3 separate regions of the Homo sapiens genome follow, and regions 2 and 3 are each linked to region 1. The links are chromatin contacts, found by Hi-C or POLR2A ChIA-PET in ENCODE. All regions are on one chromosome and are shown on one strand. Each heading gives the region's core, a stretch centred on a gene start or an enhancer-like site at or near the end of the contact. The rest is flanking DNA. Distances are from core to core; before and after follow the strand shown. Region 1 holds the start of FBXW8 (F-box and WD repeat domain containing 8). Region 2 overlaps MED13L (mediator complex subunit 13L). Region 3 has its middle 59 kb from the start of MED13L.

Region 1 (5,032 bases), core at 973-3,472:
CTCATCTTTTACCTTAGTCACTGCTGTAGCAACTGGCTTTGTGCACGTGTAACCTGACAGTCGTTCCTGTTAGCTGCACAGTGTACCTCCTGCTTTTTGCCCCAGAGCATCTCTGCTGCCTTGGTACGGAACATCCATGATAATCCGTTTACTTATACCCAATCTAGAAGTGGGAGGTTGTTAAAGCTCCTTGGCTTAGCCTTTCTCTAGTAGGGGATGAGAGTCACTGGACAAATGCTTTCCTCTTCTGGCTCTTATCTCTTGGGAGGACAATTCTGAGCTGTGTTCTAAGGCTCCTTAGAAGGTGCTAATGGAATGAGCCTAAATTGCCACAGTAGGACCAACTCAGAGATGCTCTTTCTTTTTTTTGTTTTTTTGAGACAGAGTCTCGCACTGTCGCCCAAGCTGGAGTGTAGTGGTGTGAATATACGCCCAACCATATACTCTAATTTTCTACAGTGAAGGTTGTCCAAGCCTGGTTTCCCACAGTAAGCAAGCCTGAGCCCTGGGTTTGTAGGCAGCTAGTTTATTTACAGAAGTGATTCTAGAGAAGAGGCCTGAGAGACTAAGAAGAGTTAGACAAGGAATAAGGGACAGTTAATTGCAAGAGCATCTTTGAGCCTGGAGTGGTGGCTCACACCTGTAACCCCAGCACTTTGGGAGGCTGAGGTGGGTGGATCACTTGAGGTCAGGAGTTCAAGACTAGTCTGGCCAACATGGTGAAACCCTATCTCTACTAAAAATACAAAAACTTAGCCAGGTGTGGTGGCGGGCACCTGTAGTCCTAGCTACTCAGGAGGCTGAGGCAGGAGAATGGCGTGAACCCGGGAGGCGGAGCTTCCAGCGAGCCGAGATCGCGCCACTGCACTCCAGCCTGGGCAACAGAGCGAGACTCCGTCTCAAAAACAAAACAAACCAAACAAACAAACAAACAAAAAACCATTTATTGAGCATGTATTAATCACCAGTCTCAAAGCTAAGAGTTGCCAATCTAGAAGGGAAGGGATATATATATATACATAAAAATAAAATTACAAATTGTGTTATGTATTATGATGAGAAGTACAGGATGCTGTGAGAATGAGTAACAGGGATACCTGATGTTTCTTGAGTGGAGGTTGGAAGATTAAGTGAAATGTGAGTTGAGATATGAAAGATGTGTAGGAGTTAACCAAGTCAAGGTGGGGGGAAAAGTTCCCTGCTGAGGGAATATCAGGTGCAAAGAAAACATTTTTAAGTGGAACGCCATCGTATGTCATTTTCTTTCCCATCTTAAAGCCCTTGGATTTCCTTCTGGAAATCTCTCTCCTAAGATCTGACCTTCCCTTGGCTGGTTTCTCTTTCAGATTTTTAAAAAAAAATTTTTATTTCCACAGGTTATTGGGAACAGGTGGTATTTGGTTACATGAGTAAGTTCTTTAGTGGTGATTTGTGAGATTTTGGTGCACGCATCACCCGAGCAGTATACACTGAACCCAAGTTATAGTCTTTTATCCCTCCCCACCTTCCCACCCTCCCCTCGTCCCCCTCCCCTGTTCCAAAGTCCCATAAGTCATTCTTATGCTTTTGCATCCTCGTAGCTTAGCTCCCACTTATATGTGAGAACATACGATGTTTGGTTTTCCATTCCTGAGTTACTTCACTTAGAATAATAGTCTCCAATCCCATCCAGGTTGCTACGAATGCCATGAATTCATTCCTTTTTTATGGCTGAGTAGTATTCCACCATATGTATATATCAGTTTCTTTATCCACCTGTTGATTCTCTTTTAGATTTTAATTTAAATAACATCTTAAACAGACTTTCACTATCAATCCTTACTCCCCTTACCTTACCTTATTTTGTTTTCTTCCTAATACCTATCACTGATTTAAATGTTCATATTTCTTTGTTTAAAGTCTCCCTACTTAAACGCATGCTCCAAGACGTCAGAGTTTTTGTTTTGTTTTACAGATTTAAATGCTGAATTCTTGGTGCCTGGCATATAGTAGTTGCTGAATGAATGTTTGTTGAATGAAGGAACAATGCTTGGCGCAAAGTCAGAGCTTAGCAAAAGTGATAGGCAGCAGAGCTGACGGGCTGAGGGGCAGCTGCGTAAACCTCTGCTTTGGGCGCCACAAGCCACAAGCCGGACCACCACGTGCGTACAGGGGCAGCGCCGGGGGCGTGGCGGGGGCGTGGACGCCCACCCGGAACCCTAGAGCGGCGGCGGCAGCGGCTTCCGGCCGCGGCGGACACTTCCCTGGGCGGGACTGTCTCGTGGCACCCGGTGGAACCGAGGAGAACGTGGAGCGCCGGGAGCGGCGAATATGGACGACTACAGCCTGGATGAGTTCCGTCGGCGCTGGCAGGAGGAGCTGGCGCAGGCCCAGGCGCCGAAGAAGCGGCGACGGCCCGAGGCTGCCGAGAGGCGGGCTCGGCGGCCGGAGGTGGGCTCCGGGCGCGGCGAACAGGCCTCGGGGGACCCGGCGCTGGCCCAGCGTCTCCTGGAGGGCGCGGGGAGGCCCCCGGCGGCGCGGGCGACTCGGGCCGAGGGGCAGGACGTAGCGAGCCGCTCACGTTCTCCTCTGGCCCGCGAGGGCGCCGGGGGCGGGGAGCAGCTGGTGGACCAGCTCATCCGCGACCTGGTGAGTGGCCGTCGCCTCCCCCCCGCCCATGCCTGCGCCGGCCCCCGCCCCCAGGACAAACCCCTGCAGTGATTTGGAGAGTAACTGTGTGCCACTAGTTGCCCGAGAAAATGAGTAGACGCACAAACACCAATGTTTGTGCTTGCATAGGGGTCTTTCTGGAAGCAGCACTTCCCAACCAGGGCGATTTTGTTCCCCCAGATGTGGCAGTGTCTGCAGACATTTTTGGGTGCCTCATCGGGGTGTGTATGTGTGCATGTTACTGGGCATCTAGTGGGTAGAGGCCAGAGATGCTCCTGAACATCCTACAGTGTACAGGACACCACGCACAAAAAAATTATCCAGGACAAAATATCAGTAAGTGTGGGGTTGAGAAATCCTGCTCTTGAAGGCTACCTAAACTTTGAACAAAGGTTGCCTTTGAAAAGGAGGACCCAGATGATGGATAGGAAGTAATTTTACCTTTGTATACTGTTTGCACTATTTAATTTTTGTAACCGTGCACGTATTCAAAAAAATTATCTCAGAAAAAAAGGAAGAAGAGGAGGAAGAATCTCCTGGGCACTTTCATTAGGATAGAGTTTCTTATCTTTTTGTGGGGCGTGGATACCTTGGAGAATCTGGAGGAAGCTGGGGACCCTGTGTCCGTTAAAAATAATCCCCTTCAGAAAGTTGGGAAAATCAAGAACACCTGAAATGCATCCGTGGCTCCCAGGTTAAGAGGACAAGGCTCCAGGTTCTAATGGTTTGATTTAAATTAGGCCCAAAGGAAGTCCCTACAGCTTTACAATTGGGAACCCACTTTTTTTTTTCCTGTTTTTTTTTTTTTTTCTTTCTTTCTTTCTTTTCTGAGACAGGGTCTTGCTCTGTTGCCCAGGCTAGAGTGTACTGTTGCTCTCCCGGCCCACTGCAGCCTCAAACTGCCTGGCTCAAGCCATCCTCTTCCCTCAGCATCCCGCGTAGCTGGGACTACACGCATGCGCCACCACACTCAGCTAATTTTTTAAATTTTTTGGTAGAGACAAGGTCTCCCTGTATTGCCCAGTCTGGTCTCAAACTCCTGGGCCCAAGTGATCCTCCCAATTGAGAATCATTCTTTTTTTTTTTTTTTTTTTTTGAGACGGAGTCTCGCTCGCTCTGTCGCCCAGGCTGGAGTTGCAGTGGCGCGATCTCGGCTCACTGCAAGTTCCGCCTCCTAGGTTCACGCCATTCTCCTGCCTCAGCCTCCCCAGTAGCTGGGACTAACAGGCGCCCACCACCACGCCCGGCTAATTTCTTTTTGTATTTTTAGTAGAGATGGGGTTTCACTGTGTTAGCCAGGATGGTCTCGATCTCCTGACCTCGTGATCCGCCCGCCTCGGCCTCCCTAAGTGCTGGGATTACAGGCGTGAGCCACCGCGCCCGGCCGAGAATAATTCTTTTAAGTGGCAAGCTGTTTCAAGAAATAATGGCCTATTATTTTATGTAATATGTAGTTTACTCAAATAGCATTAATAGCTACTATTTGAGTTTTTACCAAGTGTTTAGTCCTGTGCTCTGCCCTAATTCGAATATAACAATCCTGTGAGGTAGATTTTAACTCTCCTTTTACAAATGAAGAAACTCAGAGATTCTCTGTAACTTGCCCAGCATTACCCCACTGATAGATTCTGGGGATTGAATTTGGATCCAGGTCTTTTCAACTCCAAGTTTCACCACGTGAACTTGAGTTGGCATAAGAATCACTTGAGGCTTGGTTATAATATAGGTTCTGGGCCCTCCCCAGACCTGCTAACTCCATCACCAGGGAAGGGGCCCTGAAATCTGATGACTGGTATGATCAGGCAAGTTTAAGACATTATACTCTACTGTATAGCCTCCTTTGGTTTAAGGTCCTGATTCTCAAGGCTTTCCATTTGTAACACCTTAGAGGTATAGGCATTGATGCCAAAAATAGTAAAGAAGCAAATCATGTACAGTTGACCTTTGAACAACCTGGGGGGTTAGGAGAACTGACCTCCTTGCAGTCAAAAATCTGTGTATAACTTTTGACTCTCCCAAAACTTAACTACGAATAGCCTACTGTTGACCAGAAGCCTTATAGATAAGTCAGTTAACACATATTTTGTATCTTCTGTGTGTTATATACTGTAGCATTATAATAAAGTAAGCTAGAGGAGAAAGTGTCATTAAGAAAATTATAAGAGAAAATGTATTTACTATTCATTAAGTGAAAGTGGCTCATCACAAAGGCCATCATTCTCATTGCCTTCATGCTGGGTAGGCTGCTGCTGCTGCTACGAAGGAGGGATTGGTCTTGCTGTCATAGTGGTGGCAGAGGTGCAAGGAGAGGCAGGCACATTCGATGCAACGTTTATGGAAAAAACCTGCATACAAGTGGACCCACGCGGTTCAAACCCATGTT
Region 2 (5,032 bases), core at 856-3,355, 720 kb before region 1:
TAATAATCACTAATACCTCGCTATTTTTGTTTAAAAAAAAAGGTAAGAATTTCTAATTACTAATAATCAGAGTCCCCAAAATCAAAGGAAAAAGCACAAAGAAATGAAAACCACATATCTGCTTCTCTAGAGAAAGGAAATCATCATGGGAATAGTAGGAGTCACAATCAAGAATCACATCCAGTCCAAAGAATGTAACTCACAAGTAAACCGATCACTGTACATCAGTCTCCTAAGAAATACCTTTATGAATGAACTCAATGAGAAGCTAGTCAAAGATTAAAGCTGATCAAAGTAGTTAGCAAAAAGACATTAACAAAGTTCAATTTCACTATTAAAAAGCTCCAATTAACTTTCCAGCCTTTCAGCAATTTACAAAACTTTACCAGAACCTAAATAAGTTTACTCAATCAGAATATTTCCTATCTCCAATTTTTAAAGATGTAGATGTAAATGACAAAAGAAGAGAAGATGACGGAAGGGTATTTAAAAAAACAAAAAACAAAAAAATAACCCTGTCTATACCCACACCCCTACTTCTTTTTTTCTTTTGAGACAGAGTTTCGCTCTTTTTGTCCAACCTGGAGTGCAATGGTGCAACCTCGGCTCGTCGCAACCTCCACCTCCTGGGTTTAAGCGATTCTCCTGCCTCAGCCTCCTGAGTAGCTGGGATTACAGACTTGCACCACCACGCCCAGCTAATTTTGTATTTTTAGTAGAGACAGGGTTTCTCCATGTTGGTCAGGCTGGTCTCAAACTCCCGACCTCAGGTGAGCCACCCACCTCCGCCTCCCAAAGTGCTGGGATTACAGGCATGAGCCACCACTCCCAGCCACCCCTACTTCTTTTTAAGTACAGGGTATTTCCTAATCATAGTAAAAATCATTCAGGACTACTTCATCTACAAATCCTCAATCCATCTGATCAAATTCACCTTAACCACATTCAAAAGCATCACGAAAATATTAAGCCCACAATGCTAAATAAACTTTGGCTGAACTGCATAAAGAGAAATATTTATATGTTCTAGAGAATATGAAAAGATTCACAAGATTGTTTAAAAAATCAAAAGCTTGTTAAAAATAAAATATGACTGAAATATAATAAGCTAGAAATAATTTTTTTAATTTACTGGAACTTCCAATCAAGATGGCATCATAAATTGCTTTGAAAACCCACCCTGTTTCAAATACAAAGCAACAACAGGCAAAATCCTGGAGAAGACATTTTAAAGACCTACCTAACTAAAAAAGACCAGCATCACCATGAAACAGAAATATGTAACAGAGAGTGGGCAGAAGGTATAGGGCTGCTAGGCTCTGGTTTCAGAAGGAACCAGTGAAGGCCTAGGTTTCAGATCCTATAGAAACAGGAATAAAAGTGGCCCACCTAAGATAAGGGACTGAGGCCGAAATTGGGCTGAAAACAAACTGCTACTAACAGCTGCCTGGGGGTAAGTAAGCTGTGTGGACTTTCAGGAAGTATGTCTTCTCAGAAACTGAGTGCCTAGGAAAGTGAGAATACTAGGGCTTCAGCCACACTATCCCACTGCCTGGCCAACTGGAACAAAGATGCAGGTGTATCTACCATCAGTGGGAGACAAGTGCCCTCTGCTGCCAATCTAAGACCTTGGTGGGGGTGGGGGCAACAGGGAGAAGCAGTTAAGAATACGTGCAAAACCACTAGAAGGGACTGTGGGGAGTGGGGGGACTTCCCAGTCAAAGCTGTACCATGACATAAAGAAAACGAATAAAAACACAGCAACTGAAATACAAAATCCCTTCAAACAAAATAGAAACAGAAAAGCCTGAAAATAGTATGCTTAAAATTTTTTTCTTTTTTTGAGATAGAGTCTGGCTCTGTCACCCAGGCTAGGGTAGCACAATCTCGGCTCACTGCAACCTCCGCCTCCCAGGTTCAAAGCGATTCTCCTGCCTCAGCTTCCCAAGTAGCTGAGATTACAGGTGTGCGCTACCACACCAGCTAATTTTTGTATTTTCAGTAGAGACAGGATTTTGCCATGTTGGCCAGGCTGGTCTTGAACTCCTGACCTCAAGCGATCCACCCACCTCAGCCTCCCAAAGTGCTGGGATTACAGGCGTGAGCCACTCTTTTACTCTTTATAAAAGAGTAAAATTTCTTTTATAAAGGGAAAAAAAATCACAACAAGCAGAAGTGAAACAAGGCTAGGTGGAAATGAAAAAGAATTTAAAAGCTAAAGAATGAATATTTTAACTCAAAGTAAGTTTTAAATAATTTTAAAATAAGCAATGGAAATGAAAAACTGAGTAAGAGATAAAATGTAAACAGTAAAAATTGAAAAGGAGTTAATAAACTAGAGAATAATAATGAAGAATTTAACTAGAAAGTTGCAGAGGCAAAGAAGTTTTAAAGATATATTATGGAGGCCAGAAAACAAGGTTCAATGATATATTTAACAGCAGTTTCAGAACAAGCAAAGAGGCAATGAGAAAAGAAAAAATTACACTGAATCATATATTATCCAGATCAACAACATAACAAAGAAAATTATAACCTAATGGATAATCTAACTTTCAAGTAGCAAGAAAAAAAATTACTGGTTGAACTCATCTAGCTTAATTTTTAAATTATATTTTTTACTGTTGACCTCACTTTAGAGGGCCAAATTGTGTACAGAATACATGCTACCCAAGAACACCACAGAGGTCCTCTGGGTGTTTCCACAGAGCAAAATTGAAAACAGGGCCAATAAGTAAGGTGCAATTAACAAAAAAAAAAAAAGTCTGACTGGCCCAGTCTTCGGCTTCGGCTGCAACTTAATAGTCCTTTAAATTCAGTTTCTAACACCCAGAGAAATGACACATGAGATAAGAGTGCTTTCTTTCCAAAACGGTGGCAATAAAACTTGTGATTGGGGTAGAAGAGTACTAGAATAGTAGATTACAGAATTGAGTAACAGGATTTCTTGTTAACTAAAACCAAATATACAATCAAAAAGCAAACCTACTGCCATCAACACAATTTATTCAATCAGAAGTATCTTTTAACCTTTCTCTCCAAATTTAAAATAAATAGAAAAGTAATAATGCTGATAATTTAGGCTGCATTTATATTATAAAATTTTAACTCTCTTTTTGGTGGTCCAGCTGTGTCTACATAGCTTAAGAATCTGATGGTTTTATCTAAACTAGTTAAGACATACAGCTGGTTAAAGTTTTGTGTATTTTAGGGGCACTATCAGATTAATAAAAGTGCATTAATTTTAGCATTAGACAGACATGTCTTCAAAATTTGAAGGCATTTATATCTAGTTATATACTTAGTAATTCTTTTTGATGGGAATACATATCAATGGGAATCTTTCAAAGATATATAGTAGTTTGAACAGTAACCATATTAAGTCTGAAAACACAAACAATAAGACAGAACATCAGTTCAGTGTCTCTCTCTCAAGACAAAGCATACTCTTTGCTGGTGATAAACAGCACACTCACTTTACTTTAGTCTAAGCCTCCACCCACATAATCCTTAAAATTATATTAAGCTCCGGTGGATGAAAATACAGCAGCAGTCCTGCAGCCTAACTGCAAAGATGAAACCGTGTACTCGGCTGAAGGGCTGGTCTCCCTAACTAGCACGGTTCAGTCAGCATCTATCTGACAGCACAAGATACACAGCACACGCTTTCTTTAGTTATCTGTACATGTCAGTAGGACTCTGGCCCACTGCCATAAGGAACTCTATCTCTGTTCTCTGCTTTATCTCGTTGTCCATTCTTCAGTCATTTAGCACAACCACTACTTTATTTTCATCAGTAAGATGTTCTTCTGGGACACAAATGGGAGCTCCAACTGCTTCAAAAGCAGTTACTTGGCCAGGCGTGGTGGCTCACCCCTGTAATCCCAGCATTTTGGGAGGCCGAGGCGGGCGGATCACCTGAGGTCAGGAGTTCAAGACCAGCCTGACCAACATGGAGAAACTCCATCTCTACTAAAAATACAAAATTAGCCGGACATGGTGGCGCATGCCTATAATTTCAGCTACTCGGGAGGCTGAGGCAGGAGAATCATTGAACCCAGGATTCGGAGGTTGTGGTGAGCAGAGATTGTGCCATTGCACTCCAGCCTGGGCAATAAGAGTGAAACTCCGTCTCAAAAAAAGAAAAAAAGGAAAAAAAAAAAGCAGTTACTCACCAGCTGCTAGCTAAAAATCATGAAAATTAGAAAGCAACTCTTTATGATTTTTTAATCAAAGTAGTGTAACATTTTAAATTGGCATTTATCACCCAGCAATCCATTTCTTTTGTAGAAAGCCAAAAGAATTTTAACATGTTCATATAAAAGCAAGAATTTCCATTGAAAAGAAATTTTTACAGAGAACACTTATTTAGCAAACACCTATGAATGCACAAAGTCATTAACAATAATACCATCAATAGTGCTTATGTATGGCAGATAACCAAAACATGATGTTATTTGTTACTTTCCTTCCACACACCAAGAACCCAATAATTTTTACTGCATATATTACATATTTTAAGTACCAGAGAACTACAATGTAAAAAAAAATTCTTTTTAAAATATTTCATCTTTTCCTCCTGCTTAGGTCTCAACTGTACCATCCATCTTATATCACAAGCTGTCCTCACCCTACCTTTTTCTCCCCTGCTGACACAAAATTCTATTTCAAGCAACCCAAGGGTATTCAACATATCCCACACACATATCACATACTTTAAAAAAAATTTTTTTTCATGCCTTTCTTGTGTTTCCTGCTTAGAGTACCTTTTCCTTCCTTCTTTCCTGGTGAAATCTAACTCTTCTGTAAAGGCAGTAGTGCCGCCTACATTTGCAATACTTTCATCAATCCCAAACTGAATAAATTGCTGTCTCTTCTCTGACCCCCTACAGAAGTTTAGATGTGCCTCTTCACTGAGACTTCTCTGACAACTCCACTCATGGGGTCAAAGGAGCACAGTGTTTCTCCTGGGAAGCACTGCATCCTGACTATCAGTTAATGTTGCCATAACTTAACAGTTTTATAATTACAT
Region 3 (5,032 bases), core at 1,315-3,814, 570 kb before region 1:
CCAGGTTCAGATGCCAGATGATGGGATTGGGAGGTGAGGGGGATTGGAGACTGGGCCGGCAAAACCAATGAATGTCCCTGGAACCTTCCCTCTAAATAATTTCCAACAAGCAAGGTGTTACCAAACTGAGGGACTTCATATGGTTTATAAGCAAAACTTAGATATTTGCTTAGATATCTGAGGTTTAAAACATGGCCTATATTGGCTACAACATTTTGGAAATATTTTCTGCAAATTGCACTCACCCACATGGCTTGAAGTTTGGGGGTTTTCCTTTTTTCTTTTATTAAAGAAAAAAAATTGTTTTAATTCTTGGAACAAGTCCTTAAGAAAAAGAGGAACAGAAATGCCACAACATGATTTGAAACAGACGACTCCGAGAGCAAAATTTGCGTGGCAAATTAGCACACAGTTGACATTCCTTCTGTCCTGATGACATTTCTGATGTTGAATAATATTCCTGGGGTTCCTCTCTAAACTATTATGCCTTTTATTTTTTATGTTAATGACTTTGTTCCTAATTACAATAGCAATACCTGCCTAATTGAGAAAGAATTGAATGTATCAAGAAAGCACCCACAGTGAGCTAACATACACACACACACACACACACACACACACACACACACACATACATACTGTTCATTGCCCAACATTCTAGTTAGGAACATCTGTTTAATAAGTGTCATGCCCTAGGTGTTAGATAGTCGCTGTCCTAGTCCCATTTCACAGATGGATAAGCTGAGGCTCACAGTATTCAAGCTGTTAAGTACCAGAGCTAAGAATTCAACTTTTATCTGTCTGAGCACAAAGCCTTGGCCTTAATCACTATATTATTCCTCCACTCTACCCTGTTGCCCAAAGATTTTCAAAACTAACCTTACAGAAATGGTGTATTGTTCATAATTTCTACAGCTTGCTCTTTTTTTTTTTTTTTTTTTGAGTTGTAGTCTTGCTGTGTCACCCAGGCTGGAGTGCAGTGGCGCGATCTCGGCTCACTGCAACTTCTGCCTCCCGGGTTCAAGCAATTCTCTGCCTCAGCCTCCCAAGTAGCTGGGATTACAGGCACCTGCCACCACGCCCGGCTAATTTTTTGTAGTTTTAGTAGAGAAGGGGTTTCGCCATCTTGGCCAGGCTGGTCTTGAACTCCTGACCTCGTGATCCACCTGCCTCGGTCTCCCAAAGTTTTGGGATTACAGGTGTGAGCCACTGCGCCTGGCCAGCTTGCTTTTTAAAATACCACATTTTCTTATGTCATTTAATACTCTTTCACATAATTTCTTTTGGACTGCACTGAGTCTATCACATGGATGCACCATAATTTACTTAGCTAATCTTCAATTATTGGACATTTAGGTTGCTCCTAATTTTTTTAAAAAAAATTTATTTATTTATTTATTTTTGAGATGGAGTCTCACTCTGTTGCCCCAGGCTGGAGGGCAGTGGTGCTATCTCAGCTCACTGCAACCTCTGCCTCCTGGGTTCAAGCAAGTCTCGTGCCTCAGCCTCCCGAGTAGCTGGAACTACAGTCGTGCACCACCACACCCAGCTAAATTTGTATTTTTAGTAGAGACAGGGTTTCACCATGTTGGCCAGGCTGGTTTCCAACTCTTGACCTCAAGTGATCCACCTGTTTCAGCCTCCCAAAGTGATGGGCTCAGGTGTGAGCCACTGAGCCTGGCCAAATTTTTTTAGTAATATATATACATACATATATACACATATATACTATATATATACACACACACATATACAATATATATATACACATATATATGTATTTTTTTTTAGATGGAGTCTCGCTCTGTTGCTCAGGCTGGAGTACAGTGATGTGATCTCGGCTCACTGTAACCTCTGCCTCCTGGGTTCAAGTGACTCTCCTGCCTCAGTCTCCTGAGTAGCTGGGATTACAGGCGCACGCCACCATGCCCGGCTAATTTTTGTATTTTTAGTAGAGACGGGGTTTCACCATTTTGGTCAGGCTGGTCTCGAACTCCTGATCTCGTGATCCACCCTTCTTGGCCTCCCAAAGTGCTGGGATTACAGGCGTGAGCCACCACGCCTGGCTTAGTATTATATTAATGCTGCAGTGAACCACCTTGGAGAAATATTTTCCAATACAACTCTGATTATGTTCTTACCACAAATTCCTAGAATTACTGGATCAAAAAGATTTTGTATATTTAGTATTTAATAGCTATTGCCAAATTGTTCTTTAGAAAGGCAGACCCAATGTGCAATCCTAAGATAACTTGCCTCCTTCCCTCCCTTTCTTCCTTCCTTTCTTCCTTCCATTCTCTTTCTTGAGACAGGGTCTCGCTATATTGCCCAAGTTGGCTTTGAACTCCCATCTCAGGAGATCCTCTCTTCTCAGCCTCCCGAGTAGCTGGGACTCCAGGCATGCACCACCGTGCCTGGTGAAACTATGAATTTCTACTTTCCCACTCGGACCCGTTATGCCTCTTCTTCAGAGATGACTAATCATGAGCTAATTGTGCCTCTCATCTCCTGCAATGGGGAATAGAGTCCCTTTCAACATATAAATCATTCAGTAGTATTCAAATGGTTTAATGCAAATGCAGTGGTAAAAAAAAAAATTGCTCAGTGATAATTTGCATCCCAACCATCATCACTGTCTGCATTAGGAGAATTTATAATCATTTTTCCCCAACCTTTGTGACTGAACCAATGTCCTGAGTATAGGATTATAGTCAGCACCATCAAGATAACTCTGGGTATGGGCCAGGCGCGGTGGCTCACGCCTGTAATCCCAGCACTTTGGGAGGTCAAGGTGGGCGGATCTCAAGGTCAGGAGATTGAGACCATCCTGGCTAACATACTGAAACCCTGTCTCTACTAAAAATACAAAAAAAATTAGCCAGGCGTGGAGGCAGGCACCTGTAGTCCCAGCTACTCGGGAGGCTGAGGTAGGAGAATGGCGTGGACCCGGGAGGTGGTGCTTGCAGTGAGCCGAGATCACACCACTATACTCCAGCCTGGGCAACAGAGGGAGACTCCGTCTCAAACAAACAAAAAAAAGATAACTCTGGGTATGAATCTGTTGCTAGTGGGAGTGATGTGATGGCTTCAGTAAAGGATGATGACGTGGCTGATCTGCTGCAATGACCCCTCTGACTGTAGGTGGTTATGTTGACATGGAGTCCGTCACACCCAACTTCCCTTTGTATGGGAACTCCCCTGCCTGCGGTGCTCTGCTTAGAGGAGCCACGGTCAGCTGTTTTCTGTCTAATTGGACTGGGCTCATGACCTACCGTGTAGTCAGACTCAAAACACAAGAGAATCAGACCTCTCTGAGAAATTTATTTATTAATTCATTTACTTTTGAGACAGAGTCTCGCTGTCTCACCCAGGCTGGAGTGCAGTGGCACGGTCATGGCTCACGGAAGCCTCAACCTCCTGGGCCCAATTGACCTTCCCACCTTAGCCTCTCGAGTAGCTGGAACCACAGGCATGCACCACCACGCCTGGCTAATTTTTGTATTTTTTTTTGTAGAGACGGAGTTTCAACATGTTACCCAGGCTGGTCTTGAACTCCTGGCCTCAAGTGATCTGCCTGCCTTAGCCTCAGCCTCTCAAAGTGCTGGGATTACAGGCATGAGCCACCACATCCGGCCTCTTTCAGAAATTTAAACTTGAAGAACTGAAACAATCGAAGGCAAGCAGGGGGTAGCTGAATCCAGTAGTGGAAAGGGGGAAATTGAAGGGCAGATTCCGTAGTCTAAGAGTTCGTGACTCTATGTCAAGCACAGGCTTGGCCCACTGTTGATGTTCAATACGTATTTGTTGTTGAATGAATGAGCGGAAGGATTTGATGATAGCCGACCTCTCTCTTCTTTCTCCGTCCAGGGTGCCTCCCCCTTCTGGTAGCAGCATCCCCATTCCTTTGGGAGCCTGCCTAGAATGTTAATTCTAGCTGGGGGAATTCTAATTGCAATTCTAAAATGTAATTCTAGCAAGGGGAAGGCAGGTTCCCGAAGAAATGGGAAACAGGTTCACTCCATATGGATTGACACTGCCTACCTGAACCACCTGAATTAAGAAGTGTGGTATCCTCAGCTCTTGAGGCTCCCCATGATGTGACACTAGTGTCCTTTTCTGCTTCTATGCTCACACTCCTCCTTGGCTTCTTTCCCTTCCCTGGATGTCCGCTTTTCTGTTTTTTGTTTTGTTTTGTTTTGTTTTGACACAGAGTCTCACTGTGTTGCCCAGGCTGGAGTGCAGTGGCGAGATCTTGGCTCACTGCAACCTCTGCCTCCTGGGTTCAAGCAATTCTTGTGCCTCAGCCTCCCAAGTAGCTGGGATTACAGGTGCCCACAACCATGCCCAGCTTATTTTTGCATTTTTAGTAGAGACGGGTTGTCACCACATTGGCCAGGCTGGTCTCCAACTCCTAGCCTCAAGTGATCCGCCTGCCTCTGCCTCCCAGAGTGCTGGGATTATAGCCGTGAGCCACCGTGCCCAGCCCTAATTCTCTACCTTTTGTCTGTGTGAGCTTGGGAAAGTTAATTAACCTCTCTGAGCCTCAGTTTCCTTAGCTGTGAAATGGGGATAAAAGTGAGATAACACCCACAAAGGAGCTGGAACAGAGCTGCCACTCATTGTCTTCTGTTAAATATGAGCCCTGCCCCATCCCAGAGATTTGGGGAATAACTGCAGGAAAGTCCGTGGTCACGGTGGGCAGTATAGTGTGACAATTAAGAGCATCAGCTCTAGCTCTGTCATTTAGTAGCCCTGTGACCTTGGGTAAGTTTATGTAACCTCAGTCTCCTCACTTTAAAGTGGGATAATAATAGCGACAACATCTGAGAGCCATTGTGAGGAATAATTGAGAGGATTGAGAAACGTGCCCAGGAGGTGGGCTTGGCTCTGAAGAAGCACTCAATGAATGGCAGCTATTTTTTGGCGGAAACCATGGGGAGAGAGGCTTTCTTTTCTCGATAGGGTTACTAAACTGGTAGAATGTGAGCCTAGAGCTGCTAGCAGCCATCTGTGGGAGGCCCTGCCTGCAAAC

What was found. Hi-C counts contacts between places; a loop is a spot of excess contacts on that map. ChIA-PET counts read pairs that join two places held with the same protein, here RNA polymerase II (POLR2A). Pooled maps may share reads with other maps.
Region 2: a loop to region 1 is called in a map with no recorded cell type, with 4 times the contacts of the local background. The contact joins the enhancer-like site here to the promoter of FBXW8 in region 1. A Hi-C loop is called at or near these places in 6 of 37 single-sample maps with no recorded cell type and 4 of 50 pooled maps. POLR2A ChIA-PET finds 5 or more read pairs at or near these places in 1 of 52 experiments (A549).
Region 3: a loop to region 1 is called in a pooled map, with 3 times the contacts of the local background. The contact joins the enhancer-like site here to the promoter of FBXW8 in region 1. A Hi-C loop is called at or near these places in 5 of 37 single-sample maps with no recorded cell type and 8 of 50 pooled maps.

The regions. Positions count from the first base shown.
Region 1 is chr12:116,908,728-116,913,759 of GRCh38, forward strand. FBXW8 (F-box and WD repeat domain containing 8) reads left to right here and starts at 2,223. Exons shown (of 11, transcript NM_153348.3): 1 at 2,223-2,628. The coding sequence starts at 2,311. RefSeq lists silencers at 2,051-2,270, 2,431-2,690.
Region 2 is chr12:116,193,631-116,198,662 of GRCh38, forward strand. All of the region lies in intron 2 of MED13L (mediator complex subunit 13L), which reads right to left. Among named protein-coding and RNA genes, the nearest start is that of MIR620, 47 kb to the left of the region's middle. RefSeq lists an enhancer at 3,554-3,848 and a silencer at 3,554-3,848. Within about 2 kb of position 2,106, at least 3 of the 41 ENCODE cell types and tissues checked have a DNase peak (open chromatin) inside an H3K27ac peak, as active enhancers do.
Region 3 is chr12:116,333,712-116,338,743 of GRCh38, forward strand. No RefSeq gene overlaps it. Among named protein-coding and RNA genes, the nearest start is that of MED13L, 59 kb to the left of the region's middle. RefSeq lists an enhancer at 3,461-3,510. Within about 2 kb of position 2,565, at least 4 of the 41 ENCODE cell types and tissues checked have a DNase peak (open chromatin) inside an H3K27ac peak, as active enhancers do.